2 separate regions of the Homo sapiens genome follow, and region 2 is linked to region 1. Evidence: chromatin loops called from intact Hi-C (ENCODE). Cell type or tissue: OCI-LY7. All regions are shown on one strand. Each heading gives the region's core, and the rest is flanking DNA. Links, peaks and the distances in the headings are about the cores only. Region 1 has its middle 78 kb from the start of ARID1B. Region 2 has its middle 200 kb from the start of ARID1B.

Region 1 (16,617 bases), core at 5,325-13,324:
ATTTTATGTGCTGAAAATAGGGAGCCATTGTAAGTTTTCGAAAAGAGAAATGATGAAAGCAGGATTTTAGGGATAGGATTCTGGCAGGCTGGTGCTTGTGCAAAATGAATTGGAGAAGGGCAGGGGACAGAGACAGAGGCATGAGGCAGGAACAGTTTGAGGTGGCGGATGTGGGTGAGCCAGAAAAAGCCAGGTCTGGGCCAGGCGCGGTGGCTCACGCCTGTAATCCCAGCACTTTGGGAAGCCGAGGATCACTTGAGGTCAGGAGTTCAAGACCAGCCTGGCCAACATGGTGAAACCCTGTCTCTACTAAAAATACAAAATCTAGCCGGGCGTGGTGGTGCATACCTGTAGTCCCAGCTACTCAGGAGGCTGAGGCAGGAGAATAGCTTGGACCCAGGAGGTGGAGATTGCAGTGAGCCGAGATTGTGCCACTGTATTCCAGCCTGGGTGACAGAGTGAGACTCTGTCTCAAAAAGAAAAAAAAGAAAGAAAAGAAAAGAAAAAGCCATGTCTGCAAGATTGTTCAAAAGAGGGACTCATCCAACAAAGAATTCTGTAAAAAGACAAAAAGAGTCAGATTCTGTTATAAATGAATAAGCTAGAAATATGTAGCCACAATATTTGTAAGAGCAACCTGAACCAGAAATTAAGAAAAACCAGATGGGAGTATTCTTTCCCCTCCAAAAATAAAACTACTATAAATTGAAAGTAAGACTATGTACTTTTTTTTTTAATCAGTGGAAAGTTTTCTTTTTCTTACTTTCCTTGTTTTTTACATTGCGTATGGTTTCTTTTGTTTTTTTTTTTTTTTGAGACAGAGTCTCGCTCTGTCACCCAGCCTAGAGTGCAGTGGCATAATCTCGGCTCACCGCAACCTCTGACTCCCGGGTTCAAGCAATTCTCCTGCCTCAGCCTCCCCAGTATCTGGGATTACAGGCACCCCTCACCACGTCCGGCTAATTATTTGTATTTTTAGTAGAGTCGGGGTTTCACCATGTTGGCCAGGTTGGTCTCGAACTCCTGACCTCGAGTCAAAATGTTATTTCTGCTGGACTCTCTAACTTTACCTCTCACCTTTCTATCCCTCATTCTCTGTACCCTAATCATGCTATTCTCTCATGCTTTGAACATGCCACGCACCCTCTCTTTTCAGCATCCATGAACAAGCTGTTTCCTCTATCTGTTCTTTTGTCTGTCCTCCCTTCTCCCCATTTATTCTGCTATTTCTTCAAGTCTCAACTCAATCATCTCTTTATCAGAGAAATCTTTCCTGGATTCTCAGAGGCAGGTTCCTTTGTCTTACGCTTGCATAGAATGGTGGCCTTTTCCTTGTGAGTCCTTATCTGAGCTTTTAATGATCAATCCACTAGTGTGATTATGTGATAAATGTTTTCCCTGTCTCTGAGCTCCATGAGAATGGGAACCATGTCTGACTTTGCTCATCATTATATAGAGAGCATGCAGCACAATGCTTTAAACATAGTGGATCTTCAGTAAAAGTTGATTGAATGAATGAAAGAGAAGAATGTTGAAATGCCTAAAAGAACCATTGGAAGAATTGAGGCCCTTTGACTTGGAGAAGAGAATATTCATGTGGAACAGTGAAAAAGCTATGTATTTATGAAGGGCTTTCTTGGAAAATTGGGGGTAGATTTTTTTTTAATTCCTTCAGAGAGCATATTTAGGACCAAAGTTTAGAAGTTGGAGGTAATGGGGCCGGGCACGGTGACTCACGCCTGTACGCCTGCAATCCCAACACTTTGGGAGACCGAGACGGGTGGATCACCTGAGGTCAGGAGTTCAAGACAAACCTGGCCAACATGGTGAAACCCCATCTCTACTAAAAATACAAAAATTAGCTGGACGTGATGGCGGGCACCTGTAATCCCAGCTACTTGGGAGGCTGAGGCAGGAGAATCACTTGAACCCAGGAGGCGGAGGTTGCAGTGAGCCGAGACCATGCCATTGAACTCTAGCCTGTGCAACAAGAGTGAAACACTGTCTCAAAAAAAAAAAAAAAAAGAAGTTAGAGGTAATGGATCAAATTTTTGTTGACTGTAAGAATAAACTTTTCTGACAATGTGGACATCAATATTAGAAATGTTACATTCACATTTCAAATATTGATAGAAATATTCTATATCACGTGTATTTGCTGAGGCAAAGACTAGATGACCAGATGTAGACAATGTCAATGGACATTCTAGGTAGCAGCAGTAGAGGAAGGAAGGCATGATACTTGATCCCTTCAAACATCAAAGGGGTATAATTCTATTACAAAAAATAGAGATAGTAAAACAAGGAGACAAGAAAACACAAGGCATCAAATATGAGGCACTATAACTGTCTATAGAGTGGCCCAGCCACTAGGCGCCATACTGATGATGCTCCTCTCTTGGCTAGTGATTTTAAAACTTCTTACAAAAAGAATCATTAAATAGGTTATCTCCTAATCTATGCCTTCATCTATTAATGTAATTGTGAAAACTGAATATAGATATATCTCTTTTAGAGGGTTATGGGAGTAGGCAAAGTAGTTTATAAATATGAACAGCCTCAGAAACTAAGACCTCCAACACTATAGCATGTTATGTTAAACAGTGCTTAAGTAATGGTCAACATTTACATACACTACATGAAAACATAAATATTAGAGCCACTGTCTAATGCCACAGCATACATATATATTTCTCAAAAAAACTTTCCCTTTTTGCACTTTTATAAAAATAACGTGTGATTTCCTTTACGTGGTGAAAATGTAAAAATAATATGGATGAAGTGATTATATAATACCATAATATACTCAATAGTTGTAATCAACATTATAATAAGTATAAGACTATTTTTCACACTACCAGTTCAGGAGGAGAGTCACACTACATTGGAATAGCTAAAGGAGTTTTCTTGAAGGAGGGATGCTCCGATGAGTCCCTAGACAATGGGGTAGATTTTAATAGATGGATGGAGAGGAAGAAATGCTGTGAATAGGGCTATCTCATGTTCTAGATCTTCTGGGATAGTTTTGATTTCAAATATAATCCAGGTTATACAAGTATGGTCATAATTGTTAGAGTGGGTGCCTCTCTTCCGAGTTTGAAATATGGTCAGTAAGAACATTAACAAGTGCCTGGAAGCAGGAAGAAGATGGCCAAGCAACGAATCACGCAGAGCAGTGAGTATGTGCCTTCTCCCACCCCCCAGTCTCCCGCCATCCCTCCCTGTTATATTGTCCTTTCTTCCAATAATAAACCAATGTAACATCCTCCTGTCCCAGCGGTAGAAACATTTACAATTGCTGGAAATGTGATAGAATCAGAAATGTGCAACCAGTCTATGCAATCAGCTGCACAGATTGTGAAACAACAGTCGTGGTTCTGTTTGTTCCGAGACAGGATAAAAACTGCAAATCTTTTATAAGACAGAAACTGAAGCCTAAGAGAAGCCCCAGCAGCATTCCCTGTGCTGTGGTACCATTTGGCTTTTTGTAATCCCTCCCTCCTTCTCCCTCCTTGAGTCCCATTTTTTTTCAGCCAGTGTCTGCCCAGGGACACAGGGCACAGGTTTTGGAGGGGAGAGAAGTTTGGTGAGATTTGGCACACAAACACTGTAGGTGTCTTGTTTTTCTTTTTCTTTCTCATTGTTTTTTTTTTGAAACAGGATCTCTCTCTCTGTTGCCCAGTCTGGAGTGCAGTGGTGTGGTCATAGTTCACTGCAGCCTCTATCTCCTGGGATCAAGCAGTCCTCCCGCCTCAGCCTCCCAAGTAGCTGGGACTACAGGTGTGTGCTACCATAGCTGGCTAATTTTTAAAAATTACTTTTAGGCCAGGCACGGTGTCTCATGCCTGTAATCCCAGCACTTTGGGAGGCCGAGCTGGGAAGATCACTTGAGGTCAGGAGTGCGAGACCAGCCTGACCAACATGGTGAAACCCCATCTCTACTAAAAATACAAAATTAGCCGGGCATGGTGACGCATGCCTGTAATCCCAGTTGATTGGGAGGCTGAGGCAGAAGAATCACTTGAATCCAGGAGGTGGAGGTTGCAGTGAGCTGAGATCGTGCCATTGCACTCCAGCCTGGGCAATAAGAGTGAAACTCCGTCTCAAAAAAAAAAAAAATTACTTTTAGTAGAGTATTTGCTATGTTCCCCAGAAGATTGGTCTCCAACTTTTGGTTTCACATGATCCTCCTGCTTCGGCCTCCCAAAGTGCTGGGATTACAGGCATGAGCCACTGTGCCTGGTGGTCTTGTTTTTCTTTGCTGTTATAGTAGCAGGGCATAGAAATACCACAGAAAGAGGGAGGGTGGGACTCCCATAGAGCAGGAGAAACTGAAAGCAAATAGGGATTTCAATTTTTTGTTTCTCCAGATGAAGAATAAAATGCTTATGAACAAAGAAAAAGGTGCCTATAGAATACATAATAAATATGACATATTTAATAATATTAGCCCATTCAGATCATTCAGAGGAAGGATATGCTTAGAATGAGAAGGTTATTTCATTTTTAACTTTTCTTGGGTATCAGGTCCAAATTTCATAGTAATATCTGAAAAAATATCTGTACTTTTTATAAAACAGGAAAGTTTATGTGGAGCTACCTAAATGTTTGAATAGTAACGTAAGATTCATTGTGTTCATGTTGCTTTGCTTTTGTTGACTCCTACTTAAATTCGCATCATTCTACTATTTTGACCTAAGCAGTCTTGCTTCGATTAAGAAAATTCAGTGTCTGGCATCTACATGGTAAAATCACAGCAAGAAATTGGAACTCTAGAGATTGGAACTGTAGCCACGACAGGGGGTGCCAACTCCTGTGGTCCCCCGACACCACAGAATACCATGAGTGGAACTTTATCCACAAACATATATTTCCCTCCCAGTGTTAGGATGTTTCATCTCCCTCAGGCCTCCCTTTTAGAATTTCCTAGATTCCTGAAGTCCTCCTAAGTCTGCAATATTATCACTACATATATATCAAATTAAAATAAAGATCTGTGTAAAAGATAAAAGTAGCTTTTCTCTCTCTCTCTTCTGTTGCTGCTGTTTCTTTTCAGTTGATTCAGCTGTCAACTTCAGTCAGGCGCAGCTCTGAACACGTGGTCATATAATTCATTAGCAGTTAGAAAGGGGCTCCACTCAGCCCTGAAGACATTCATGCGAACAGCTTTTGGAAAAATGTTTAATAAACGTCTTCTAGCATTGGTCTGTGCTCTTAGAAAGACCAACCTGTAGGAAACTAATACATACAGCTAATGTCTTAATAGATAAATACACTTATTAGGCATATTTAATTTTATGTTTGACTTAGTACCCCCAAAAATGCTGTTTAAGTTGGTAAGAAAGTCAGATTCACCAAAGCAGAAGGGAAATGGGATGCATTTGGTCCCAGTAGTACTGGCTTTGGGTGAGTGATTTTGTATTGCTTTTGGATGAATTGTGGAAGTTAGTCGTTCTCCCAGTCACCTCTCTAATTTGATCATGAAGTCAAATGATATGAAGAAAGCGTTATAGAGATTGGACTAGTTCAAACAGTGAACACAGTCAATATAACTGGTGGAAATGATATTTTAGTGTAAACTCATGTGGCAAAGCTTGGCCTAAACGGAGAACATTTGTTGTTTCTATTTAGAAACATCAGACTCAACAGTCTAGACAATACATTTTGATTTATTACTCACCTTTTTACTACCTTTTTCACTTAGTTAATCAAAGTATATATTCAAAAACATTTGAGTGCCTGTATTGTGCCAGACAATATTTATGGTTACTCAGTCTTCTTATTTTCTTTCTTTCTTTTTTCTTTTTTTTTTGAGATGGGCTGGAGTGCCATAGTGATGCGATCTGGGCTCACTGCAACCTCTGCCTCCCAGGTTCAAGCGATTCTCCCGCCTCAGCCTCCGGAGTAGCTGGGATTACAGGCATGCGCCACCACACCCGGCTGATTTCTTTGTATTTTTAGTAGAGGCAGCATTTCGCCATATTGGCTAGGCTGGTCTCACTCCTGACCTCAAGTGATCCGCTCGCCTCGGCCTCCCAAAGTGTTGGGATTACAGGCATGAGCCACTGTGCCCAGCCAATCTTCTCATTTTCTAACTCATCTGTTTCTCATTCTCTTCTTCCTCCTCCTCTTCCTTTTTCTTCTTTCTTTAAAGCCTCAAGTTTTCCTCCTCAGATTTGTCTTGATTTTTAAAGTTTTCCTTTCATCTCTTGGATGTGGAATTTTCCCATAAAAATCTATTGTTCCCTTGTTTCATCCCTTTTGGAAAGGAATATCCTTCAACTGGAAAAGTGAAACATATCCACCAATTTTAAACGTTAAAAATAACTGTGCAAATATATAACTATGTTTTATCTTCAATTATTATGAAATTATTAACTCGGTCATTGATTTGTTTATTTGGCATGAGACCATGCTGTTCAGGGAATTCCTGCCCATTTCGAGAACCATCTTTCTTGCATTTCTTACTTAATGGGACTAAGCAACTTAGCTACAACTGAAATAATTTTAGCAAATATGAAATTCTACAAAAAAGCATGGCCAACAGAAAGCCTTCATTCACTGTGTTTATGTTGGTACTGATCTTCACGGCATGCTGTTAACTCAACATGAAGCTATGCTTTTTAAAACAATTCAAGTTCAAGGCCATCCCATTTATAACCAGTCATGTTCCAGGCCTATAAAGCATTTGCAATAACAATCCAAACTGGCATATAAGTTAAAGCTCACCCTAGGCAGCTTAAATTTACACGATTAGCCTGGGACTTGCTCATCCTGTAGCATCGGGAAGCCCGACCTCATGATCAAGTGCAATTCACATCTCACAATTCTAGCAATCGATGTACATGGATACACCATTATATTATTATTAAATCCAATTGCTTTGCAATTAACCCAATATGACACCCATACAAATGATTCAAATAAAGAGCCTCACATTTCACAGGGGACAATCAATACAGTGAAATCACAGCTACTGACAATGCCAGCAATTTGGCTTGTTACTTTAGTGCTACATTTTTCTCAGGTTGACACTTCTATTCCCGCTTCTGAATTACAGCTACCATAACTTTCAACTATTGGCAATGCCCACGCCTCACAAAAGCAGAATATTCAACCATGCTTGGCCATTCCTAACCTGTTAGCTGAGTCATGAAAAGTTACACCCAGCCTAAGACGTGCTAAATCATAATTTTTAAAAATTTTCTTTCTTTCCTCCCAAAATGAAATTTGGACTTCTTTTTCTCCAGGAAAAGCTCCTTAATGATGGAAAAGAAAATTATGAGACTTATCAATAGATTAAATAAGTTCTTAGGAAAAATGATTCTTGCCCCTCCCCTTGCATAAAACTCTTACAAGGAGATGCTTGAAAGCAAAACCAATCACAACAGTATCTTTCCCAATTACTATTATTGTTCTTCTGTAGCTTTATCATCTCTATTTTAATTAAGTGAAAGCACTTTACAGTTATAGCCTGATCAAAAGCAACCTTTTAAAAACATTACAACCTTCATTTTATGTCACCCTCTTTTGGCAGATTTTGCCAGTGTATGTGTTTGTCAGACAAGGTGGCTTTTAGCAGCATTTCCCTTCAGCCATTTCTACAGAGTTGGGTGCTGACATTCAATAGATATTTATTGACAGACTATTTGAGCGCTACTTTGTTAAGACCCCATAACTCCTTATTTCAAGTTGACTGAACTTGACCTTATGGAGCATTTAAGACAGGCACTGACCAAAAAATGTATCTTTTCTGTGTCTCTTTCTATATTGTTTCCAAACAGAGACTGGTTGAGTCAGATATGTTTCTATGAGGCCATTTCCATCTACTAAATGGGGGGAATAGAACATTAAGTATGCAGTAAAATGCCTCTGTTTTTTAACATACAGTGTAGACGATTGAAAATAATGACTTACTTAATACGCTAATAGAGTCTCCGTGAATCATACTGTATACATAACGGTGATGAAAATGTTCAGGTTTGAAATTTCTCCCTTGCCAGAGAGGAAACCATGGGGGTGAGTCATGGTTTTAGTGATGACTGGCCTGGGGAAGTGAAATTGGAAAGCCACAGGTTAAAAAAGGAGTGAGGAGTGATTCCTTAACAGGAGTGCCATAGTCATAAACTCCAAGAAGGCAAGAGACAGTTCCTTATGCTGCTCACACCTAGGCAGGAACCTGCAGAAGAAGAGCTCCTGGCGGTTCACCTGCAGGAGAGAAATCCTGAAAGCCCAGGAAACCAAACAACATTTAAAGTCACCTATGGATTGGGAAAAGAAACAGGACTTCTTGCTGGGGGAAGAGCGATAAATGACTGCCTGTAAAGGGGAACACAACTGAATGCAGTCACTCAAGTGAACGAAATTCATTTAAGAGCAATTGGATTAGAGATGGAGATTTACATGGATGACTTTAAAGAAGAGAAGTGTGCAAGAGACAGGAAAGATGCACATCAGTCATTTGCTACAAAACTGTAAACAGCATTGTTAAGTGGGAAAATGGGCCACTAAATTGTAATTAAACTATGACGATAATGTTGTAAAATGTGTGCTATGGGCAAAGACTGATTGGGATTACATAGAAATTAACCTAGTTACTGTGCTCTTGGTAAAGTATTGATGTTATTTGTTTTCCATTGTTAAATTTTGTGGTGTGAACATGAGGGTGGGGGTGGGGAGAGACTATATATAGAGAGTTTAGTGTTAAGACCATGGCACGAGGAACCAGGAAGCCGTCTTTAAGTTTCACACGGCCACGCCAGCTGCGATTGTAACCTCTCTTGAGTCTCAGTGTCCATATATAGAAAGTGAGAATAAGAACACCTGCCCTGCACTAATGGGGTAGTGAAAGCACTTTGTAAATTTGAAAGTATTGTAGGAGATTTTTTTAAGGAATGAAGGTCTGGGTGCTATCTAGATGAGAGACTTAGGAAGTCCAGACCTCAAAAAGTTACACTGACTCTCTTTTCTTAGCAGTCACTGCGGAAGCTGGAGAACATGTGTTATCTCATTTAATTTTACAGTAAAACAAATTACAAACACTTATTGGGCATCTACTAATTGTTTCACTAACCAGGTTTTCCAATACCATTTATAGAACAATCTTCTTGTCCTCCATTGATCTGAAATGCTCCTTTTATCACACACCTGAGTTTATATTTGAACTGCTGTTTTACTGCTCACCGTTCTGTTTTAATTGTTGTAGATTGGTGACTTTTTTAATCTGGTAGGGTAACTTTTTATAGCTGTTGTTTTTTAAAAATAGGATCCAGGGCAGAGAGGGAGCTATTAAGGAAGATAACCAAGCTTGGACTCAAGGGAGTAACTAACCAGCCCAAAGGCACGTTGCAGTGTAGCAGATTCTTAGAAGACATTCTGGAATCAGAGGAAGCTTACTTCAAATCCTGGTGTATGATTTATCATCCACATGACCCAACGTATATCACTTAATTTCTTTAATCTCTTTCCTCATCTGCAAATTGAAGACAATATCAGCTACCTTGAAGTGTCCTGATGTGGATTAAAGTACAAAATGGATGTCAGTTTCTCTAGGACCATGCCTGGCACCCAGCTGTCACATCCTTCCCTTCCTTTGAAAGCGTTCCTACTGGTAGGGACATGGCTTCCCTTTCTTAGGTTTTCTTACATCTGCAAAAAAGGAAGAAGAACAAAGAATGCTCACAGCATTCTGCAGGCTTGTTTCACTGAACGGAGATAGATACATGGTAACTGTCTAGGGGATTTCAGCTGTGCATGTGTATTCTCTCCTCCCTGAACATGGCAGAGCAGAAGATACTGCATGCCATAGAATTCATGAAGGGCTCTGTCATTATCCAGCCATGAACATGGGATGTCAAACCAGGTAGGAGTGCTTGGCGGTACATTCCCCTTGAGGGGAAGTGAAAGGGGAAATTGCCCTGGGCCGTGAGAACTGGCTAGGGAACAGGTGCAGAGTGATGGGGCCTCTCTTCTCTGCCAAGTTTGGACTTTAAGTGATTTTGGGGGCAGAACTCACATTGATGACCTCCCTTTTTGTAGTTTCTTAGAGATTATTGAGTAATATTTAAAAATATTTGATGATTAGAGTGAAGACACGTCACATTGGGCCCCAGAGCAATCTTCCACCTCCAGGAGTGGCCAGGATGACTTTGGAGGGACACCTCTGTCATCTTTTCTCCCTAAGTGATGGATGGATAGAGTCTGATCATAATTAATTTTAATAGAGACCTGATGTGCTGTGAGAGAATCTTGGCCATTCAAATGAAATAGAACTGATAGCCAGCCACGAAAAAAATAATCTCAGTTCTATCTCACCATTGGCTTTAGAACATATTAAGTCTAGTTAAGAAGTATTTATGGAGGGCTTCTGTGCCTGGTGCTATAGAAAGGGATACAAAAAAAGGACCTTGTCTGACATTCTCTGTCTGAATTGGACAGACAAGAAATATAATAAAATAATAATGTACTATCTGTGAGGCCCTGACATATGGTATACACTGAGTTATATGCTCAGTGTGCATTAGCTCTAATTCATTAATTCTTTCCACAAATGTTTCTGGAGTGCCTAGTATGTGCCAGGGATTCTAGTTGCTGGGAGAACCATAGGGCAGAAGGCAGAGCAAGTCCCTGCCTTTGGGAAACATTCTAGTACTTATAAGCAAATGAGTATGCACGATCATTTCAGGGAATGATCAATGCTATAAAGAGCCAGGGGCAGTGGCTCATGCCTGTAATCCCCGCACTTTGGGAGACCGAGGTGGGCGGATCACGAGGTCGGGAAATTGAGACCATCCTGGCCAACGTGGTGAAACCTGGTCTCCACTAAAAAAAAAAATAAAAATAAAAAATAAAAAAAAAATTAGCCAAGCGTGGTGGCGTGTGCCTGTAATCCCAGCTACTCGGGAGGTTGAGGCACGAGAATAGCTTGAACCTGGGAGGTGGTTCAAGTGAGCCGAGATCGCACCACTGCACTCCAGCCTGGTGACAGAGCGAGACTCCGTCTCAAAAGAAAAAAAAAAAAAAAAAAGAAAAAGAAAAAGACAAAAGAAAAGAAAAAGAAAAAGAAGTAGGGTACAGGGATAGAGGGGCATTGGGGCCCAGCTAGGGGATATTTTAGACAGGCCTCTCTGACGGGGTGGGCTGGAAGAATGAAGTGAACCCCAGAGGCCGAGGGTCCAGGCAGAGAGAACAGCAAGTATAGAGGCGCTGTGGGGATTCCTGAGACCAGGGCGGCTGGAATGGGGTGAGGCAGGAGGAGGGGCAGGAGAAGAAACAGGACAGACAGTAAGTGACTCTGCTGTGTCAGGTCTTGCAGGAAATGACAATCATTGCAGGTTTCATTCTGAGGCCAACGGGCAGCTCTTGGAACATTTTGAAGCAGGAGAGGGTTACCTGGAAACAGACTCTGAGCTGGCAATGCACAGGCAGAAGCCCTGTTCTCCCACCAGCAGAAGAACAAGAGAGAAGCAGGGCTGGGAAGAGGGAGAACGTGGGGTATCTCAACACAGACCCCCAACTGATCCCGCCAAAGCTGTGGGGTTGGGAGGACCCTTCAGAGTTTCCTCCAGTTGAGGCAAGAGGGCTGGACCTTATAAACCAGCATCAACCAGTTGCTGTCTCCCAAGAGGGGTTATAGACTTGGGCTAGGCAGCTCCCTGTGGGAGCGGATGCCTGGAGAGCGACACAGCTGTAGGCCGCCAGCAGTCAACACCCCCAGCAGCTAGGGCAGTGGCACCTGAGTCCTGAAGGGTGGCTCTCCACAGAATCCGCTACAGATCTGTTTATGTTTTCATTCTTATAAAAATCCTCTAAGTTAGGTGTTTTTATTCCCATTAGACAGGAGGAAACTGAGGCTCATGGAGTTTAGGCAACCTGTTCAAGGTCATACCTAGGAGATGTTGGATTTGAGACTAGATCTCTCCAAATGCAAAGACCATATCCTTTAAAAAATTGTGATAAAATATACATAAGTGAAATTTACCCTCTTAACCATATTTCAGTATAAAGTTGGTAGCATTAAGTACATTCACATTGTTGTGCAACCACCCCACTATCCTCCAGAACATTTTGTTTTTAAATATATGGAGTCTTGCCATGTTGTCCAGGCTAGCCTCGAACTCCTGAGATCAAGTCATCCTCCTGCCTCAGCCTCCTGAGTAGTGAGGATTACTGGAGTGCACCACCACACGCAACTAATTTTTATTTTTTGTGTAGACAGGGTCTGACTATGTTGCCCAGACTGGTCTCAGACTCTTGGGCTCAAGCAATCCTCCTGCCTCAGCCTCTTGAGTGGGTGGGACTACAGATGCATGCTACCTCACTTGGTTTCATCTCCAAAACTTTTTCATCTTGCATAACTGAAACTCTGAATCTGTAAAATAATAACTTCTCATTCTCCTCCCATCTCCCTAGTCCCTGGTAACCAGCACTCTACTTTCTGTCTTTATGAGTTTGACTATTCTAGATATAAGTGACATCCCACAGTATTTGTCCTTCTGTGGCTGGCTTATTTCACTTAGCATATTGCCTTCAAGGCTCATCCATATTGTAGCATGTATGCGAATTTCATTCCTCTTTAAGGCTGAATCATATTCCATTGTATGGATATTCCACCATTTATCTGTTTATTCATCTGCCATGGGCATATGGGTTGTTTCCCCCTTTTGGCTATTGTGAATAATGTTGCTATCAACATGGGTGTACAAATATCTCTTCATGGCCCTGCTTTCAATTATTTGGGGTATATATACCCAGAAGTGGGATTGCTGGATCCTATGGTAGTGCTACTTTCAGTTTTTTGAGGAATCATCATAGTGCTTTCCCCGGTGGGTACACTGTTTTCCATTTCCACCAGTATTGCACCAGGGACTGGAACCAGGGTTCCAGTTTTCCACATTTGTGCCAACACTTATTTTCTTCTCTCTCTCTCTAATAATAGCCATCCCAATGGGTGTGAAGTAGTATCTCACTGTGGTTTTGAGACCATGTACTTTTCATTGCCACCATGCTCCCTCTCTGAAGGGAATCAAAGATTTCAAGCTTGCATCCAATCCCATCATTCCACTTGTGGGTGAAAATGGTGACAATGCTTAGTCAAGACAAAAGCTCACTGAGCGAGGTGGCTCACGCCTGTATTCCCAGCACTTTGGGAGACTGAGGCGGGCAGATCGCCTGAGCTCAGGAGTTCAAGACCACCCTAGGCAACATGGTGAAACCCTGTCTCTACTAAAATACAAAAAATGAGCTGGGCGTGGTGCCACGCGCCTGTAGTCCCAGCTACATGAGGCACAAGAATCGCTTGAGCCCTGGAGGTGGAGGTTGCTGTGAGCCAAGATCATGCCACTGCACTCCAGCTTGGGCTACAGAGTGAGACTCTGTCTCAAAAAAAAAAAAAAAAAAAAAAGACAAAACTCAGTTAATCTCCCTGGATTAACATACCCCGAGGCACTCAGACAACTAAAGAACAATACAAAATTTGTCACTGTATGCTGAATTAGTCTTTAAAGTTTTTGCTCAAGAACCCTAAAATAGTTTAGAAAACAATGCTCTTCTTTGCATATTTTTAAATCGATACCTATAATTTTATCATACATTTGAATAGTTATAAACATGTGAATTCTAGCATATTGTAAATGTTGACATTTTAAAAGAAAACTGTGACATCACTCTTTTAAATGCATCTCAATGGAATTCACATCCCATCACAGTTTGTTACCCACCATCATCCATTTAAGAAATACACATGCCAGTTCATCTTCAGCAAGCAAAAATTGTATTCCATTTTCTCTTTGAAATTTTATTTCCATTCTACTTCCCCTTCAGAATTTTATGCTAATGTAATATAATGATAGAAAGTCTTTTACTGAATATCTCGTTGTACTTTTATCTATCAAACATATGTATACAAACTAAAATTTATACACTTTGAAATTCTTGTGACCATAGGCTCTAAGAGTTCTCTGAATTGAGTTCTCATTGCAATGACTAGTGTTACACAACTGATCCAAACAACCTAAATGAATATCAAATTTTATAAATGCTAACATGAAAAGTAAAGTTTTATTGGAAGTTTGCATTTCTTTTCTTGTTTTTTTTTTTTTTGAGACAGAGTCTCACTCTTGTTGCCCAGGCTGGAGTGCAATGGCGCCATATCGGCTCACTGCAACCTCCGCCTCCCGGGTTCAAGCGATTCTCCTGCCTCAGCCTCCCGACTTGCTACTCATTGCTAGATTGCTAGGATGACAGTGTGTGGCATTAATGCTATTTCTATTTCTATTTCTCATTTCTTAGAGATGAGAAATCCTTGTTCTTATAAATAAGGAGAGGGGAATGGAAAAAGTTTTGTTGTAAAAATGTCTTTCAAGTTTTGTCTTTTGGGGCAAATAAGTCAAAAATTGTCTTTCAATTTTTGTCTTTTGGGGCAAATAATCTTTTCTGACTTATTTGCCCCAAATCACATGGTAATGTATGATCAGAGATGATTTTCTAATGATCTGTCAGCTGACAACTCTACTAGATCCTCCTTCAGTTTTGTTGAAATCAAAATATTGGAAACTGTATGGTTTGCAAAGCCTTTGTTACCTAGTCTGTGAAGGACTGAACTTTGTTCCTACGTATGCATATGTTGATGTCCTAACCCCTAGTACCTCAGAATGGGCCTGTATTTGGAAATAGGGTCATCGTAGATATAATTGGTTAAGATGGGGTGATTAGGGTAGGCCCTAATCCACTATGACTGGTGTTCTTATAAAAAGAGGAAATTTGAACATAGGGACAGACACATCTAGAGGGAAGATGATGTGCAGAGACACAGGAGGAAGATGGCCATCTACCAGCCAAGGAGAGAGGCCTGGTACAGCGTCTTCCTCAGGGGCCTCATAAGGAACCAACTCTGCCAACACCTTGATTTTGGACTTCTGGCCTCAGAACTGCGAGACCATAGGTTTCTGTTGTTTAAGCCCTGCCGCTTGTGGTCCTTTGTTAAGGTAAACTTAGAGCCACTCACTCCCTTATACCTACACCAATATTTTCCATTTTTCTTTTATTTGGTGTCCAGGAGGGTTTTTTAAACCCCAGAGCAAGGCATCCCAGAAAGACTGGAAATGCAGGAGAGGGACGCTTCTCTTTTGTAAGTGGAATAGAAGCCACTGTGAAAGGGAAATGGGTGTTTAATAAAAAGCAGATATTGAATTTGAAGATCTGCATGTTGCTTTCCTTCAAAATATCCTTGTCTGTGGGCCCCTTTGGAAAGTCTCAGGCCCAGAGGACTAGGTGTGGTGCCTTGTTTGAAGACAGCTGTGCTGAGCCATAAAATACCTACTGAAATTCAGGGGTATGGAAAGCCTTTGTCCATGGAGGTGTCAATGACATTTTCATGGAGGCTATAACATCTAACTGGCCTTGTGTGTAGAATTTTGATTTGTGGCAGAGAGAAGGAAGGACATTCCAGCCAGGGTGGAAGCAACTTGGAAATGCACTTTTGACTAAAGTAGGAATTGGTAGGGTGGGACCAGTCTTCAGGGGTCCATCAACGATGGGCCTAGGAGCTTGTACTTAGGCACTAGAAAGCGTTTCATGAGCACTGCCACGATGAGAATGGTGCTTAGGAAGATGAGTCGGGCTGCAATGTAGAGGATGGGTGGGTGTGTGCAGAGCTGGGGCAGGAGCAATCCAGGGGTGTGGCTCTCCAAGCATGGATCCGTGCAATGGATCTAGAAAGGGGGAGGCAGCTGTGTGTTGGTTGTGACAGAAACACAAGTCGAATGCCCATGTCATAGTCAAATTATGTGCCCACTGCTTAATGATCTTCATTTGAGAGGGGCTGCCAAGTCCCTGAACTAACTCCCTGTCTTTCCTCTGCTTTTCCGCTGTCTTCTGTAGTGGTGGAGGGCTTAAAAGTCTAGAAAGACTAACGATTTCCAGCGAGTCAAGTAGAGGCACAGTGGGGCAAAACTTCTCTGTTATGTGACTGATCCTTTCATTGTCAGGATGAAATGAGTCAATGCGTGTGAAGACACTTGGTTAACTAGAAAGTGCCCTGAAATGTAAAGCTATGGTTCCTCATTACTCACTGTTGCATGCTACTCTTTCTCAGAGGTAGTGGAGAGGTTTTCTCAGTGCTTCACTTCACATGAGGCTTTAGTAACTGAAATCCAGGTAACAGAGACTCCATTGTGCATTGCCTGAGAATTTCCTTGGGCTTATATCCCTCTCCAAATTGGGAAGGTGTGACAATACCCCCTGCTGAGCCCCACTGGGGAGAGGAGCCATGCATTGCACTCCTGGATTCTCTGAGGTGTCTGTCCTCATGCCCAAGCACCCTCAGAGGACTGTTCATTTGCCGTCAGAATTGCAAGCCTTCCTGATTAGGTAGTAATGGATACAAAGCTTTCCTATGCCCTGAAAACCAGATTTTTTTTTAAATGGCCACATGCTCTCCACTCCCCAAGCAGGGGAGTCCACAGAGCATCAGAACAACCTGCCACACAACTGTCATTCACACACACACACACACACACACACACACACACACACATTCAATACCACTTGCATTTTTATGACCCAGAGAGGATAAGAAAACTGGTTTATTCTAGAAGAAACTGGTGGTCACCATCCTTA
Region 2 (16,617 bases), core at 3,596-11,595, 120 kb after region 1:
TTCTCATTATTGATCCATGCACAGCTTTTATTGTTTATTGTAAAATAATGGATATCTGAAGATTCACCACCCAACCCAATTGATAGAACATTGAAAGTGACTTCTGTTTTTCATTACCCTTCCCTGTATGTTCCTCATGGGGTCTTCTGGGACTAGCTCTTTTTTCTTTTCAGTTTTTTATTTCAATCTTTCATCGCGTTCTAAGATTCATTCATCTTTTTTTTTTTTTTTTTTTTTTTGAGACGGAGTCTCGCTCTGTCGCCCAGGCTGGAGTGCAGTGGCGGGATCTCGGCTCACTGCAAGCTCCGCCTCCCGGGTTCACGCCATTCTCCTGCCTCAGCCTCCCAAGTAGCTGGGACTACAGGCGCCCGCCACTACGCCCGGCTAATTTTTTGTATTTTTAGTAGAGACGGGGTTTCACCGTTTTAGCCGGGATGGTCTCGATCTCCTGACCTCGTGATCTGCCCGCCTCGGCCTCCCAAAGTGCTGGTATTACAGGCGTGAGCCACCGCGCCCTGCCGTAAGATTCATTCATCTTATAACAAGTAGCTGTGGTGAGTTTTTACTGCTGGGTGTTATTTCACTCTGTGGATATAGTATAATTTATGTATTTGTTTTTCTACCAAAAATGGGCACAAGCTGCCTCTTTACTCTGGCCGACTCTTGGCAACACCAGAGGACAAAAAAGTAGGACAGAGCTTGTCATTGGTGCCTTTTGGTATATATTTCTACACTTCCTTATTCTCTTCTTAGGCGATCATCTGAGCGTTCTGCTTGGCACATAGTCAACAACAATAAATGTTTATCGAATATTGTAAGTGACATAAAATTTAGGGCAACTCCAGACAAATGAAAGGGGCTGCCCTGAGCATTGAATTGAAGCCTCATCTTGGCTTAGAGGAAAGAGTGCTGTGATCAATTATCAATGTCTACATGGATGGGGCCTGGGGAAGTGGGCGCTTAGGAGCCGCTTATTACCACCCCAGGTTTAATAGATTACCTTCCTCATGGACTTTAAAAACTCAGCTAGAGTCATGGGCATGGATTAAAAAGAAAGGAATAGAACTTCCATTGTGGAATTTCAAGTTTCAGTAAGTCTGGGTAGTCTCTGGGCACTGAAGATGATCAATGCAATTCTTGGTGCTCTTAAACCACACTGTAACCTTCTTTTCCCTTTCTTTTTTCCTTCCTTCCTCCCTTCCTTCCTCCCTCCCTCCTTTTCTCTCTCTTCTTGTCTTTCTTTCTCTCTTCTCTCTCTTTGAGACGGGCAGATCTCATTCTGTTCCCAGGCCAGAGTGCAGTGGCACAATCATAGCTCACTGAAGCCTTGAGCTCTTGGGCTCTAGTGATCGTTCCGCTTCAGCCTCCTGAGTTGTTGGGATTACAGGCATGAGCCAACATGCCCAGCTTCCACATATTTTAAAAGTTGGTCCTGGTATTTATTCTATGTTAAATATCTAATGTAAAAAAATGCACATTTTCCAGGAAATCAACTGCAGAAAAGGTGTTGTTTTTCATCCCTATGGTTAAATGTAGATTTTCTGTTTAAAAGTAAATCTTTTACCTGTGAAGATTGGATATGATGACACTTAAAGTAATGTAATTTTAAGTTGTCTAGTTGTTTAAATGTAGTGATGAAAAATTAACCAGAATATTTCTGGCTATGACCTCAAAGACCTTTTCCTGAAACTTTCATTTCTTTGTTTTGTTCTCATTCAAGTGTTGATAGCTTTAGTGATACCACTTCCAACTCGAGCCTCACTTTTAAATGGCTTATCATAAACTGTTAGAGCTGGGATAAATATAAAATATCATTTGGTTGAGTGTGTTTCAGATCTATCACCTAAGGAGACAGCATAAAAGACCAATTTCTGGGCTCCATCCTTAAACTAATAAATCCAGTTACCTGGGTGGAAGCCCAGGAGTGTGCATTTAATACAACCTCTCAGGTGGTTTTGATGCTTATTAACATTTGAGAAACACTGATCTGTTACAAATCTTCTGTAGTGGAGGAAACTGAAACAAAAGAAGTTAGGGACTTATCAAGAGTTGAGCACTAACAAATTCATATCTGGGCAGTCACATGAGGTGAGGTTATAAGATAAAAATGAATGTATGTTTTTCAGTTTATGTGGTGGGGTTTTAAATGTCTTATTCTCAATCCCAAAGCTGCCAGGCTGTAAATGTGCCTAAAACTCCTAGAATTAGGAGTTAGTTGTTTCCTGTTACCCTGTGTATTCTTTCTTTCTTTCTTTTTTTTTTAAATTCAATTAGTTGATGTTATTGGGGATCCCTGAAAAATTCTCAAGATCATCTGCTATTACTGGGTCACAATTCTTTTTGGGGTTCTTTTGAGAGCAAAGAAATTAGTCACTATTCTTATTCCAATTACACCAAGATCTATGAATCCATTTTCCAAAGATACTTAAATCTTGCAACATGGGAGAATAGTCACATCAGAACATTTACTTCTTCAAAATATCTCTTTTTTTGGGAAATTTACTAGTTTGTTGTTTTATGATTTAGTTGAAATGCAGGGAGTCACCTGCCCAACAGCATCTCAAATAATTAAAAGCCCTAATCTCCTGTCTCTTCCCCAAAGGGGGAATAAAAGGAACTAGAACCTCCCATCTCTCTCCCCACCTGGATACTTTTAGGCCAAGTCCATGGAAAACTCCTCTGTGTCTGTAAGCTGAATAATCCAAGTAGGCTGTGTCAGCTGAATAATCCAGGACTATTCAGATATTTGAAAAAAAATTCATATTTCAGTAGTGTGGGTTGACTTTTGCTTGAATCTATTGATTACAGAAAAAAGGGAGGTAAAAGTCTTTGGTCAAGGTCTTCTGATGCCTTGATACTTTACTGTCATTGATATCACATGTATTTACAGAGGCAAAGACCTAGAAGTCAACCCTAATTTGGGCTATTTCTGAAATTCTCAGAATTAGTATTATATTAATACTGTAACATGAATTCATTTTATTTGTGTAACTGAGGCAGGGGAATAGGGTCTGGAGACAGGGAATCTAAGGACGACTTGGACAGGCTCCCTGGAGCTGAGGAGTCTGCACACTGACCTATGATTGGCCCATTCCAGGACCTTCATTTGCATAAGATGCCAAACCACATCGGCCTCTGATTGACCACAGGCCAAATCTGCACTCTGGCCAATGATTGGTTCATTCTAGGACCTTCCTTTGCATAAAGCACCAAACTACATCAGTCTTGGATTGGCCATGGGCCAATTCACCTCAGCCTCTAGTTGGCTGCGAGCCAGTCCTTCATTTACATAGGGTGTAAGCAACGAGAAACCTCTAGGGAGTACTTAAGCTTCCAAAGACTTTGCTACCAGGGCTCTTGAGCCAATTGCTAGAGCCTGCTCTCATCTTGTGGAGTGTACTTTTGCTTTTGCTCCTTCCCTGCTTTCTGCTCTAATAAATCCACTTCTTCACCACTCGTTTGTGTGTCGTTCAATTCTTTGTTGAACACACCAAGAACCTGGACACCTCACGACTGGAACCCTTAATTAGGTAACATAATCAGGAAGGCAGTGGTCTAGCCTCCCTAAAATGACCATATCAGCTTGTGAGCCTATCATAGTTTTTAGAAAAACAATATCAATAACATCAATCATAAAGTAAACGTGGGCTGGCCCATGATCCAATTGAATTTACCTGCATTATTGGTCATTACTCTGTTACTATTCTTGTTACCAAAAAAAAAACTTTCTTGGTTTCAGCATTCAGGAACAAACTCTAAAATATTCATATAGTTTTTGAATTCCAAAAATATTTCAAATCTAGAAAGGCTGATGCACTTTAATAATTTTTTTCTCAAAATTGTGTGTGTATGTGTCTTTTTTCATCTATGTTGTGTGTATCAGTAGTTTCTTCTCTTCATACATGAATATTATTTTATTTTATGAATGTACCACAATCTGACTTATCAATGATTGCTAAACATTTGACTTGTTTCCAGTTTGAGCTACGATGAACACAGCTGCTATAAACACTTAACTATAGATGTTTGTGTGGCCATAAGTTTTCATTTCTGTTGGGTAAAAACCTAGGAGAATTGCTGGGCCACGTGGTAAATGTATATCTACCTTTAAGAAACTGCAGAACAGTTCTGCAAATTGGTGGTACCATTTTGTCTTCCCCCAGGCAGTGTGTGAGAGTTCTAGTTGCTGTTTGAAATGGTTTCTGATGGAGGCATAAAGAGGAATAGATGAGTTGTTTTTTTTAATGTTTAATTTTTGTGGGAACATACTGGGGGTATATATTTATTGAGCATATGAGATTTTTGATACAGGTGTATAATGTGTCATCACATCAGGATAAATGAGGTATTGATCACCTCAAGCATTTATCCTTTGTTTTACAAACAATCCAATTTATGCCATCTTAGTTATTTTAAAATCTACAATTATTATTGACTCTAGTTATCCTGTTATGCTATCTACTAAGTTATTCTAACTACTTTTTTGTACCCATTAACCATCCTCCCTTCCCCTCACCCCCTTATTACCCTTCCCAGCCTCTGGTAACCATCTTTCTACTCTCTATCTTCATGAATTCAACTGTTTTTTTAGCTCCCACAAATAAGTGAGAACACGAGAAGTTTGTCTTTCTGTGCCTGTTTTATTTCACATAACATAATGATCTCTAGTTCCACCATGTTGCAAAAGACAGAATCTCATTCTTTTCTATGGCTGAATAGTACTCCATTGTGTATATGTACTATATTTTCTTCATCCATTAATTTGTTGATGGACACTTGGGTTGCTTCCAGATCTTGGCTATTGTGAACAGTGCTGCAATAAACATGGGAGTGCAGGTACCTCTTTGATAAACTGATTTCCTTTCTTTTGGGTATATATCCAGCAGTGGGATTGCTGGATCATATGATAGCTCTACTTTTAGTTTTTTGAGGAACCTCCAAACAGTTCTCCATAGTGACTCTACTAATTTACATTCCCACCAACAGTGTAGGAGGGTTCCCTTTTCTCCACATCTCACCAGCATTTGTTATTGCCTGTCTTCTGGATAAAAGCCATTTTAACAACGGTAAGATGACATCTCATTGTAGTTGTGATTTGCATTTCTCTGATGATCAGTGACGTTGAGCACCTTTTCACGTGCCCGTTTGCCATTTGTATGTCTTCTTTTGGGAGATGTCTATTCAGATCTTTTGCCAATTTTTAAATTGGATGACTAGATATTTTCCTATAGAGTTGTTTGAGCTCCTTGTATATTCTGGTTATTAATCCCTGGTCAGATGGATAATTTGCAAACATTTTCTCCCATTGTGTGGGTTGTCTCTTCACTTTGTTCATTGTTTCCTTTGCTGTGGAGAAGCTTTTTAACTTGATGTGATCCCATTTGGATGAGTTGTTTTTTCATAGGAAAATGTGTTCACCTCTAGGGATGAGTTGTTGGCGGTGATCAGGGCTGGTGCTCAGCATTCTCTGAGACTGTCTCTGAATGGGGTAGCCCCCTGGGAGTTGTACCTTCCTTACCACTGCAGAGTCCGCTTACAGGTGTTTCTCCGTCCCTGCACTGAGAGCTGCTTGAGGATGGGGGCCAGGTCTTAGTCATCTCCGCAGTCTCAACTCCCAGCAGAGTCTGGGACAGCATAGGTTTCAACATGTGTTGTTGAATTGAACAGCAAATCTCTCCAGTGGCCAGGATGTTGTGAGGGGAGGGAAAGCTCAGGTGGGTGTGGCCTACTCCTTTACGTCTCATTTTCTGTGGCGGTGAAGGCACCAATGGTCATGAATTTCATCTAAAAACACAATAAATTGAAGCACAGTGAAGGGTATCAAGGCGGTGGGAAGGTCCTGCTACAGACAGAGTATGAAAACTGTTGAAAAACATAAAAATCAACATATTATGATTTTAAAAATGAAGAGTTATGAGGGGCTTGTTTGTAATACCATACCTGAATTGCCTCGCCTCACACGTGGGCCTGGATGTGGGTGGGAGGGGAAGGCAGTGTTGGAATTTTTAGCTGCTGCCTCATTTTCATTTGGGCTGAAATGCTCTGAACCCCATGAGGCATGCGTGGTGAGAGGTCCTGATTCACGGTGCTCCTTTCTGCAACATCAGTGATCCTGCTTCTAAACCATTCCTTGTCCCCGTCTTTCTGTTTGTTGTTGTGGTTTAGCTGGGGAAAGTAAAATGTCTAATTGAAGAAAGTGGGCAGGTCACTCCTTCTTAACCAAGTCATCCAGCTGCTGGACTCTCCTAGAGATGTTTCCATTTAGCAGGGAAAACTCTATTTTTCCTTTCTCCTTCCTCACCTCCCCCACCTCCATTTTTATCCCCTAGAGCAAATTCAGGGCCTCTCTGAGTTGGTACCACCTTACATTAATTGGCACTAATGCAAGTATTCACAGCTGTGCGTGGGATGCTTCTGAGTGCAAAATGGATCTGTCTGTGCCTGGGAACGGTTCTTTCACTTCAGGTGTGTAATTTACTCTTCTGTGAGATGCGTTCCCCGGGCTCCCCTGCTGCACCAAGCAGCACCTCAGCTGCCACTACAGAAGAGCTCAGCAACAGACGTTTGCTTATGGTCATAAATCTTAGCAGACACACCTGTACATGACCACAACATGCAGTTATAGAAACAAAGAACTTCCCATCAAGCTGAAACTGATCCAGGAGGTGTGGGTGGCTTGGCAGCAAAGGGGGGCCATTACCAGGAGAGCCCAGGTGACCGTGGAGGAGCTCAGGGAGCACCCTAGAGGCGGCTGGGGCTTGGGCACAATGAGCTTTGGTTAAGAGAGACTGGGATTCAGAATTGCTGTCTGCTCTCATAAGCCCTGTGATTGTAGGCAACTTACCTTAAATTTCTGAGCTATGGATTTCTCAAATGACACTCTTGGAACTTAGATCTATCATCTTAAAATTTATTTTCTATTTATCTCACTTGTTTTATGTTCCTTTTCTTCTCCTTGCTTGCCCATTTTTTGGATTATTTATGTATTTAAAAATTATTCATGGCTGAGCGCAGTGGCCTATGCCTGTAATCCCAGCACTTCGGGAGGCCAAGGTGAGAGGATCGCTTGAGCCCAGGAGTTCGAGACCAGCCTGGATAATGCAGTGATACCCATCTCTATTAAAAAAAAAAAAAAAGCAGCTGGGTGTGGTGGCACATACCTGTAGTCCAGCAACTCTGGAGGTTGAAGTGGGAAGATCGCTTGAGGCCAGGAGTTTGAGGCTGCAGTGGGCTATGATCATGCAACTGCACTCCAGCCTGGGTGACAGAGAAAACAAGAAACGAAAATATTATTCCATGTCCCATCTCTATCAGCTGTTAAGTTATACCTTCCTTTACTGGTTATCCAAGGACCAAGAGATGACAATAGCACTACCTTATTAAAATTGAATATAAAGTTGCACATCTGTCTATTCCTGGACAATGCACAGACCCCAAAAAGTTTGACTCTATTTACCTTCAATCCTGCCTTTTGTGCAGGATTTAATTCTAAATATATATAAGACCTCACAAAATATCAGTCATTATTGACAACCAGTATTCTTTTAGATTTACCCGTGTAGCCATCCTTTCTCTTGTTCTTCGTTTCTTTCTGTGTGTGGTAGACAGAACAATGGCCCCCACAAAGACGTCTCATTCTAATCTCTGGAAACTGTGAATATGTTAGGGGGAATAAAGGTTCCAGGAGGAACTAAGGCTGCTCATCAGTTCGAGGGATTATCCTGGGCCGGCCCAATTAATCATCACTAGGAGACTTAACTGTGTAAGAGGGAGGCAGGAGAGGAGAAGGAGAGATGGCAGTGTGAGAAGGCCTCAGCCCGACATTGCTGGCTTTAAGGATGGCGGACAGGACCTTGATCCAAGGAACACAGGAGACCTCTAGACCCAGCAAAGTCAAGAAACAGACTATCCCCTGGAGTCTCCAGAAGGGAATGCAGCACCGTGGACACAGATTTTAAAGCTCAGTGAGAACCATGTCAGACTTCCAATCTCCAGAGCCGTAAGATAATACACGCACATTGTTTTAAATTATGATGTTTGTGGCCATTTATTACAGCGGCAAGTGGGAACTAATACTCTATATCTCTGTTTTCATGCAGAATCATTTTGCTTCTATCCGAAGAACTTGTTTTAGTCATTTCCTTTAAGAAAATGTGGGGCTGTGGTAATGAATTTTGTCAGATTCTGTTTGAAAATGTCTTTCTCATGCTTTCATTTCTTTGGTTTGCAATTTTATTGATTTCTGCTCTTAATTATTTCCTTTCTTCTGCTTATGTTGGGTTGAATTTGCTTTTCTTCTCTAGTTTCACAAAATGAAAACTTAGAGTATTGATTGAAAACCTTTCTTCTTCCCTCATATAAGCATTTAATGCTACAAACTTCTCTCTAAACAATGCTTTAGTTGCTTCCAACAAATTTTGATATACTGTAATTTTGTTTTCATTCAGTTCAAAATATTTTCTTATTTCCTTTAACACTTCCTCTTTGACTCATGGGTAATGTAGAAATGTGTTGTTTATTTCCAAATATTTTGGAGTTTAACAGAAATCTTTCTGTTACTGATTTCTAGTTTAATTCCATTATGGTCTGAGAATATACTTTGTATGATTCCTATTCTTTTAAATTTGTTAAGGTTTGTTTTATGGTCTGAATATGGTCTCTCTTAAGGAATGTACACTTGTAAACAACGTGTATTCTGCTTTAGGTCAATTTGATCAATAGCGTTGATCAGCCCTATATTCTTACTGATTTTCTGTTTACTTGTTCTGTTGATTCCTGAGAGAGGAATATTGAAGTCTCCAACTATAATTGTAGATTGGTCTGTTTCTTCTTTCAGTTTCATTGTGTTTTGTTGTAATTCATGTAATTTGAAGCTCTGTTGTTAGGTCAATTTAGGGCAGTTTTGTCATCTTGGACTATGGACTTATTTATCATTAAATAAAGTTCTTCTTTATTCTTAATAATATTCCTTGTTCTGAAGTCTACTTTGATATTGATATAGCTACTCCAACTCTCTTTTCATTAGTGTTTGTCTATCTTTTTTTTTTTCATTTTCTAAGAAACTATTTTTGTATTTTTGCTTAAAGGAAGTTTGTTGTAGATATAATGTGGACAGGTCTTGCTTTTTTATCCAATTTGTCAATTTTGTCTTTTAACTGGTGTGGTTGAACTGTTCACATTTAATGCGATCACTGATATATCTGTATTAAAATCTATCTTGTTAGCCATTTTCTATTCGTTCCATCTGTCTTTGTTTTTATACTTATCACTTAAGAGATGTCACTCCATTATCTTTTAGCTTGTGTGAATTCTGATGTGAAGGCTGTTTAATTCTTACTTTGTTTTCCTATATATAATGTGTCTTATTTCTCTGGCTGCCTTTGAGGTTTTCTCATTGTCTTTTGTTTTCAGCAGTTTAAATATATGTGAAGGGTGTGTATGTATATATATGTGTGTGTGTGTGTCCTCATTTTTCTTTTTGTTTTCAGTTTGGGTAATTCCTATGAACCAGCATCACTGCTTCACTCCTTAGCTGGGTCAAATCTACTGATGAGGTCATCAAAGACTTTCTTCATCTCTGCTACTTTTTGTTGTTGCTGTTGCTGTCATTTAAAAAAAATTTCTAGCATTTGCTTTTAATTCTTTCTTAGAGTTTCAGTCTCTCTGCTGAAATTGCCCATCTGATCTTGCCTGTTGTCTACCTTCTCCATTAGAGCTTTTAAAATATTAATCACAGTTATTTAAAATTTTCTATTAGGTAGTTCAAACATCCCCATCACAGTTGAGTCTGGTTCTGATGAGTGCCTTGCCTCTTCAACAGTGTTATTATATTCTTGCCTTTTCACATGCTTCTTCACTTTTTGCTGAAAGCCAGGTATCTCATATATGCAGTAAACTAGGGTCAATCATTTTGCAGGCTGGGATGAGCACACTTTTGGTTCCTGCTGGGCCTTTGTGCTGGGATGTGAAATAAGCTAGTTAGGGATGAGGTTGGACTGAGGTATGTTGTTGCTATGGTTAACTTCAGTGCATCACAATCCTTAAATTTCTCTAATGACACCTACTGTTTAGAGAAGGGGCAGATTTGCCAGAGGGTTTTTCCTTCAATGTGTGTTCCATGCTCATTTTTAAGTCTTCTTCTTCCTCTTTTTCTTTTTTCAGAAAAAGTCTGTTTATATGCTCTTGTCCCTCTTCTCTCCCTGTCCCAGGAGTTCTACACTCTCACCTGTTATTCAATGCTAGTTAGCCTTGTAGTAGTGGGATAATGGGGGGGAATATTCTCTGTTGTTCTGATTGAACCTCAGTCTTAGATGGGCACTATGTTCCTAAGACTCAATGACCCTGCTCCTCTGCTGGCTGTAGTGCTGGACCCAGCACATATTTCTTACTCCCCTCTCTCCTCATAGTGATAGGGTATTTTTTTTTTCTGGTTCTCTTCCACCAGCTGCAATGTATTTTCACTGGTGCCCTAAGGAAAATAGTGTTTGTTGCCCTTCCCTGCACAGATTAAGGATTTATTTCAGACAGGTGATAGAAGAGAAGACTGTGGATGGATTTTGCACCCCTCCCATTGTGTTTGCTCTTCTTTTCTCCTGTTTTACACCTCAGAGAACACTTTCATAGGGCCCTTTTCAATTTTTGTGAGCTCCCAGTGGGGTCCCTGGAAAAAAAGCCTGAAGAAGGGACAGATTCTCCAATTTCTTTTTTTTTTCTTTTTTGAGATGGAGTCTCACTCTGTTGCCAAGGCTGGAGTGCAGTGGCGTGATCTCAGATCACTGCAGCCTCTGCCTCCTGGGTTCAAGCGATTCTCCTGCCTCAGTCTCCCGAGTAGCTGGGATTACAGGCATGCTCCACCACATCTGGCTAATTTTTATAGTTTTAGTTGAGATGGCGTTTCACCATGTTGGCCAGGCTGTTCTTGAACCCCTGGCCTCAAGTGATCTGCCCACTTTGGCCTCCCAAAGTACTGGGATTACAGGTCTGAGCCACCACACCCGGTCAATATTCTCCAATTTCTTTGACTCATAGGGGCTTCACACACTTGCCAGTGCATGCTCAGCTTTCAGCAATTTACTAACTATGTTAGCTGAACTGCTCTTACAAGCATACACTTGTGTCCACCTCGGGGAAACCAGTGCTCATATCTCATCTTTCCCTGAAGGTCTTAGATTTATATCTCTTTAGATTTGGGGCCATTTGATTTCTCTGAAACCTGAGTTCTCTGATAGTTTTTAGAAAGTAATGAACTTTCAGATTGTCTAGCTTTTTCATATTAGTGTGGGAGCAATGCTGTTTTCAGCTCTTTATGTCCCCAAGCAGCTTGCTTTCATTTTTATATGGGTAGTTTTGCTGGGTATAAAATTCAAATATAATTCTAAAGTTCGGGAGTTACATTATTTTGGCCCTTTTATGTGATTTTGTTGTCTATTGGTTTCCACTATGTTATTGAAAAGTATATTGTCAGTCTTACTGTTGCTCCTTTGATGGTAATATGCTTTTTTCCCCTTGCTGCTTTAAAAACTGGTTTTATTTTTAAAAACAGTTTTAAATTCATAGAAAAATTGAGGCTGAGCATGGTGGCTCACATCTGTAATCCCAGCATTTTGGGATGCTGATGTGGGAGGGTTGCTTGAGCCCAGGAGTTCAAGACCAGCCTGGCCAATATGGTGAAACCCTGCTTGTACAAAAAAATACAAAATATTAGCCAGGCATGGTGGCGTGTGCCTGTGGTCCCAGATACTCAGGAGGCTGAGGCGGTAGGATTACTTGAGCCCAGGAGGTAGAGGTAGAGACTACAGTGAACCGTGATCATGCCACTGCACTCTAGCCTGGGCAGCAGAATGAGATCTTGTCTAAAAAAAAATATACAGAATTCCCATATACCCTTTCCCCCCATCACACACAGTCTCCTTCACTATCAACATCCTACTTCAGAGTAGTGCATTTGTTAGAATTGATAAACCTGCATTGGTACATCATTGTCACCCAAAGTCCATAGTTTACATTAGGGTTGACTCTTGGTGGTGTATATTCTATGGGTTTTGACAAATATATGATGCCATGTGTCCACCATTACAGTATGATATAAAGAACTGTTTCATTGCTCTAAAAATCCTCTCTGCTGTGCCTATTCAGGCCTCCCTCCCTGCTAGCCTCTGGCAACCACTGATTTTTTTACTATCTCCATCATTTTTCCTTTGCCAGGATGTCAAATAGTTGGAATCATACAGTATGTGGTCTTTTCAAATTGGCTTCTTTCACTCAGTAACGTGCATTTAAGATTCTTCCATGTCTTTTCACGGCTTGATAACACATTTCTTTTTAGTGCTGATAATATTCTATTATCTGGATGTACCACAATTTATTCATTCACTTACTGAAGGACATTTTGGTTGCTTCCAAGTTTTAGCAGTTATGAATAAGCTGCAATAAACATTTGTGTGAAAGTTTTTATGTGCATATAAGTTTTCAATCACTTGGGTAAATATCAAGGGGGCTGATTATTGGATCACATGGTAAGAGTATGTTTAATTTTATAAGAAACTGCCAAAGTGTCCTCCAAAGTATTGTGCCATCTCGCATTCCCACCACTCACAAATGAGAGTTTCTGTTGCTCTACATCTTTGCCAGCATTTGATGTTGTTCTGCTGCTTTCAAAAATGGACTCTTGGGGAAAAGAAGGGAGAATTCCTGGGGTTATCAGGCAATGTCTCTCACTCTCTTTCCTCTCTTTCCTTGAATCAGAAGGAGTCTGTCTCTGAATGTCTGCCCAGAGTTGGGGGAGGGGTGACATAGGCCCTCCCTTGGCCACCATAGGCGGTGTCACACTTGGTTGCACCACAAATCTACTGCCTCTGAGACCAGTGCGGCACCAGGGCTTGCCCAAAGACTGCAGTCCTTGTGGCCTGACTGCCAGTCATATTTATTCCAAGCTTCAGGCCACGTTAGTCAGCTGGTGGTGGAACCAGCTAGGACTCAGTTTCCCCCCACTGGGGTGGAGAATTCCTCTCTCGCCCTGGACTGGTCTGAATGCTCCATCCATAGTCATCAGCAGAATTCTGTCCCGTTTTATGTTCCACTGTGACAGGACAGCACTGAGTTCCGATGTGAAGTCCCACACTCACTTCACTCTCCCCACTCCGAGGATACAGATTTCCTCTCTGTGCTGTGCTTCCTGGGGTTGGTGGAGGGGTGGTGTAGGCAATGCAGGACTGTCTTTCTTACCCTCTTCAATGCTTCATTCACCTGATTTTTTTGTTCTTCTGAGGGTGCTTTCTTGCCCTGATGGTTGTTCAATTTTGTGTTTTGGCCAGGGGATGATTGCTGGAGGGTTCTGTTCAGCCATCTTGCTCCATCTCCTCTACTGGAAGGGGGAAATCTGACAGGATTTCAGTCCACAGGTAAATGATGAGGTATGTGAGTGGCAATAGCGCCCTGTGCTTTGCTATGACCTTCTGAGTGGAAGGGAGTATGACTGCTACCTCACTTCTGTTTTCTGAAGCTAGCACAAAACATCTCTTGTAACCCACATGAATCCATGCTATTCAGGGAAGAAAAGTCTAACAAAAGTAATACCAGCTTGGCCAAGTTTGCATGATACAAATTCATCTCTCACCTGATTATCTCATTCTTCTCTTTCTGAGACTCCAAGTGCAAATATGACACATTTTCTGGCTGTTCCATATATCTTATACTCTATTTTGTACTTTGCATTCTTTTGGTTTTCTGTCCTTCAGTTTATATATTTTCTTATTAACTACCTTCCATTTGACTAAATCTCTCCTTTATCATTTTGAATCTGCTATTAAACACATTGAGTTCTTAATTGTGATTAATTTTTTTCTGTCCAAAAATTTCCTTTTATTCTTTTTAAGTAATTTATAGTTCTCAACTGAAATTGACCATATTCTCATTTATTTTCTTGAATATGTTTATCATTTATTTTCTTGAACATGTTTTTTTCACATCTATGTCATATAATTCTAATACTATATCTTGATCTCTTGTGTCTTCTATTTCTTTTTGTTTCTTTTGCTTTTTGGCACACTCTTGTCTTTTTATCAATTTGCCTATTTATTTGTTTAAAGATAGTTTTTTGGCTATGTTTTGCAGGCTGGTTTTTAACTCCTAGGCATAAGTGATCCTCCTGCCTTAGCCTCCCCAGTAGCTGGGACTACCAATGCATGCCACCATGCCTGGCTTTGCCTAGTTACTTTTGATCAAATTATTATTTTGATTAAGTTTCAATTTGTATAAAATTATTGAGATTATTTTATTTTCCTCTCAAAATTTATTTTTGCTTTTGGTAGGTAGTAAGTATAGGAATTGATCACTTTAATCAGATGTTGAGTTGATTCAAGTTCATCTCCAGTATTTCTAGGGGTTTATATATCTCCATATACTCCTATATAGAAAGGCATATATTTTCCTAGGAGTAACTTTTGAGGGGTCCCAACTAAAAGCATCAGATGTTTAGTAGGACTCTCTTTCTTGGTGAGTGCTATATTCCAATCTTTGCCTCCTCAGCTCTGTGAGATGCCTGAAATCTTTGCTCAGCTTCTTAGCCTCTCTGCTGTTACTTTTAAATAGAAGTGCCTACAGGGAAAGAGTGACGCCAGTGACTTCCTTTCTCTAGAAGGATCTTGGCATTTCAAGTCTTTTCTGTCTTGGTGGTTCTCTGATACCTTTGAACAGAGGTTTCTCAGATTTTGTCCAGGTTACTCTCAAGTGACATTCTTTAAAAATTGATTTTCAGGTTTTGTTTGCTGATATTTAGTTTTAGGGAGTCTAGAAGTTATAGTTCTGAAAGGTGAGCATTTCTGAATTCCAAGCTCTTGCAATCTAAGGTGTGAGTGAAAAAATGCCCTCAGTGAACTTTCTGTGGTTTGGTATTCATTTTAAAAGGTAGTTAGGAGGGTGTTCAAGATGATATTGGTGGGAATGTAAATTAGTACAGCCACCATGGAAAACAGTATGGAGATTTCTCAGAAAACTAAAAATAGAACTACCATACAATCCAGCAGTCACACTACTGAGTTTTAATCCAAAGGAAAGGAACCTGGTATATCAGAGGGACACCTGCACCCCCATGTTTATTGCAGCACTATTCATAAGAGCCAAGATATGGAATCTACCTACATAACCAGCAACAGATGAATGGGTAAAGAAAATGTATATATAGACACAATAGAATACTATTTGTCCTCAAAAAAGAATAAAAGAATGTCATTTGTAGCAACATGGATGGACTTGGAGGTCATTACATTAAGTGAAGGTCATTATGTTAAGGTCATTATGTTAAGCCAGACACAGAAAACAAATATCACATGTTCTCACTCATATGTGGAGGCTAAAAAAGCTGTTCTCATGGGGGTGGTGAGTAGAGTGATAGATTCCAGAGTCTGGGAAGGGTGTGTGGTTGGTGGGAGGATGAAGATAGATTGGTCAATGGGTACAAACATACAGTTTGATAGAAAGAATACATTCTTAATATTTGATAGCCGAGTAAAGTGACTACAGTTAACAATAATGTATTGCGTATTTCAAAGTAGCTAGAAGAAAGGATTTGAAATGTTCCTAATACATAGAAACGATAAATGCTTGAGGCGGTAGATATCCTAAATACCCTGACTTGATCCTTGTGCGTTCTGTGCATGCAAGAAAATATCACATGTACCCCATAAATATGTACAAATATTATGTATCAGTAAAAAAATAAAACGGTAGTTGTATCATGCTGTGGGATAGGAAATTCATGATTAGCACACCCATTTCATAGAGGAAGAAACTGAGGCATGAGCAATTGGAAGCCTGGGGAGTGAGTGACAAAGTTTCAAAAAGAGATGAATAGAATTTGGATAAGTATGCTCCAATCTTAAATTCAGAAAATCTCATACCTTTCGACTTTCTCATAGTTTTTTTTTGTTTGTTTGTTTCATAAGTAAGAAAAATGTTTTAGACCCCTCTTCTCAGTAGTCGCTTGTGTGCTTTGGCTGAGATTTTGCTGATGCTTTGGCTCTCCTGGGTACCATGTCTTTGCATTGTTTAGGTGACTCTTGGATATCACCACATCTGTAGTTCACTGGGGTTGACTTGTGTAGGCCTATGCACAGTAGAAAAATCAGCATCATTGCAAATATATGGAGGGATTCTTACAAGTGATTTCCATTTTCCCTAGTTATACCTCTTCAGATTTTAATTTTGTTGAATTCTTATTTATTTGACTTCCGTGTTGTGTTTTCTCCCTGTCGTCCCCATGTCCTTGGGAGCCATAACCCTAAAAGATGTGTTCCCCTTCCCAACTCTGCATTCAAATCACATTGGTAACTTGGAAATGACCATAGTGGCAGTATTTACACCATGGAAATTGGGAAATCAAGACTTTTATTCCCAGGCAGCAAAGTGTTGAACATTTCCCAGCACACCATGCCCTAATCCCTCCGTAGAACAAGGCACTGTCAACACACGGATGGATGTAGGTCTGGTGTCGCCGAGTGGAGCAGCATCACCGTTGAGTATCACAAATGGTTTAATAATGGAATATCAGCCGTTCTTGTTCATGAAAATCCCTTGACTATTCCTGCTTCCAGGGATCATGAATTTGTTTTTTTTCTTTAG

The links. A loop is a pair of places that touch in the nucleus more often than their neighbours do. Peaks named below come from ENCODE experiments on the same cell type or tissue, not always from the same donor. Only the 100,000 strongest peaks of a DNase experiment are listed, where the experiment ranks them.
Region 2: a loop joins it to region 1, with 6 times the contacts of the local background. A loop is called at or near these places in 1 of 110 quality-filtered maps.

Annotation. Positions count from the first base shown.
Region 1 is chr6:156,690,640-156,707,256 of GRCh38, reverse strand. No RefSeq gene overlaps it. Among named protein-coding and RNA genes, the nearest start is that of ARID1B, 78 kb to the left of the region's middle. RefSeq lists enhancers at 8,166-8,405, 10,146-10,195. In OCI-LY7, for the core only: no CTCF peak of the experiment used is centred there; DNase peaks (open chromatin) are centred at 7,588, 8,416, 8,776 and 9,916; H3K4me3 peaks cover 2,894 bases; H3K27ac peaks cover 4,179 bases.
Region 2 is chr6:156,572,688-156,589,304 of GRCh38, reverse strand. No RefSeq gene overlaps it. Among named protein-coding and RNA genes, the nearest start is that of ARID1B, 200 kb to the left of the region's middle. RefSeq lists an enhancer at 6,573-6,722. In OCI-LY7, for the core only: CTCF peaks have their summits at 6,475 and 6,691; a DNase peak (open chromatin) is centred at 6,584; H3K4me3 peaks cover 864 bases; H3K27ac peaks cover 1,914 bases.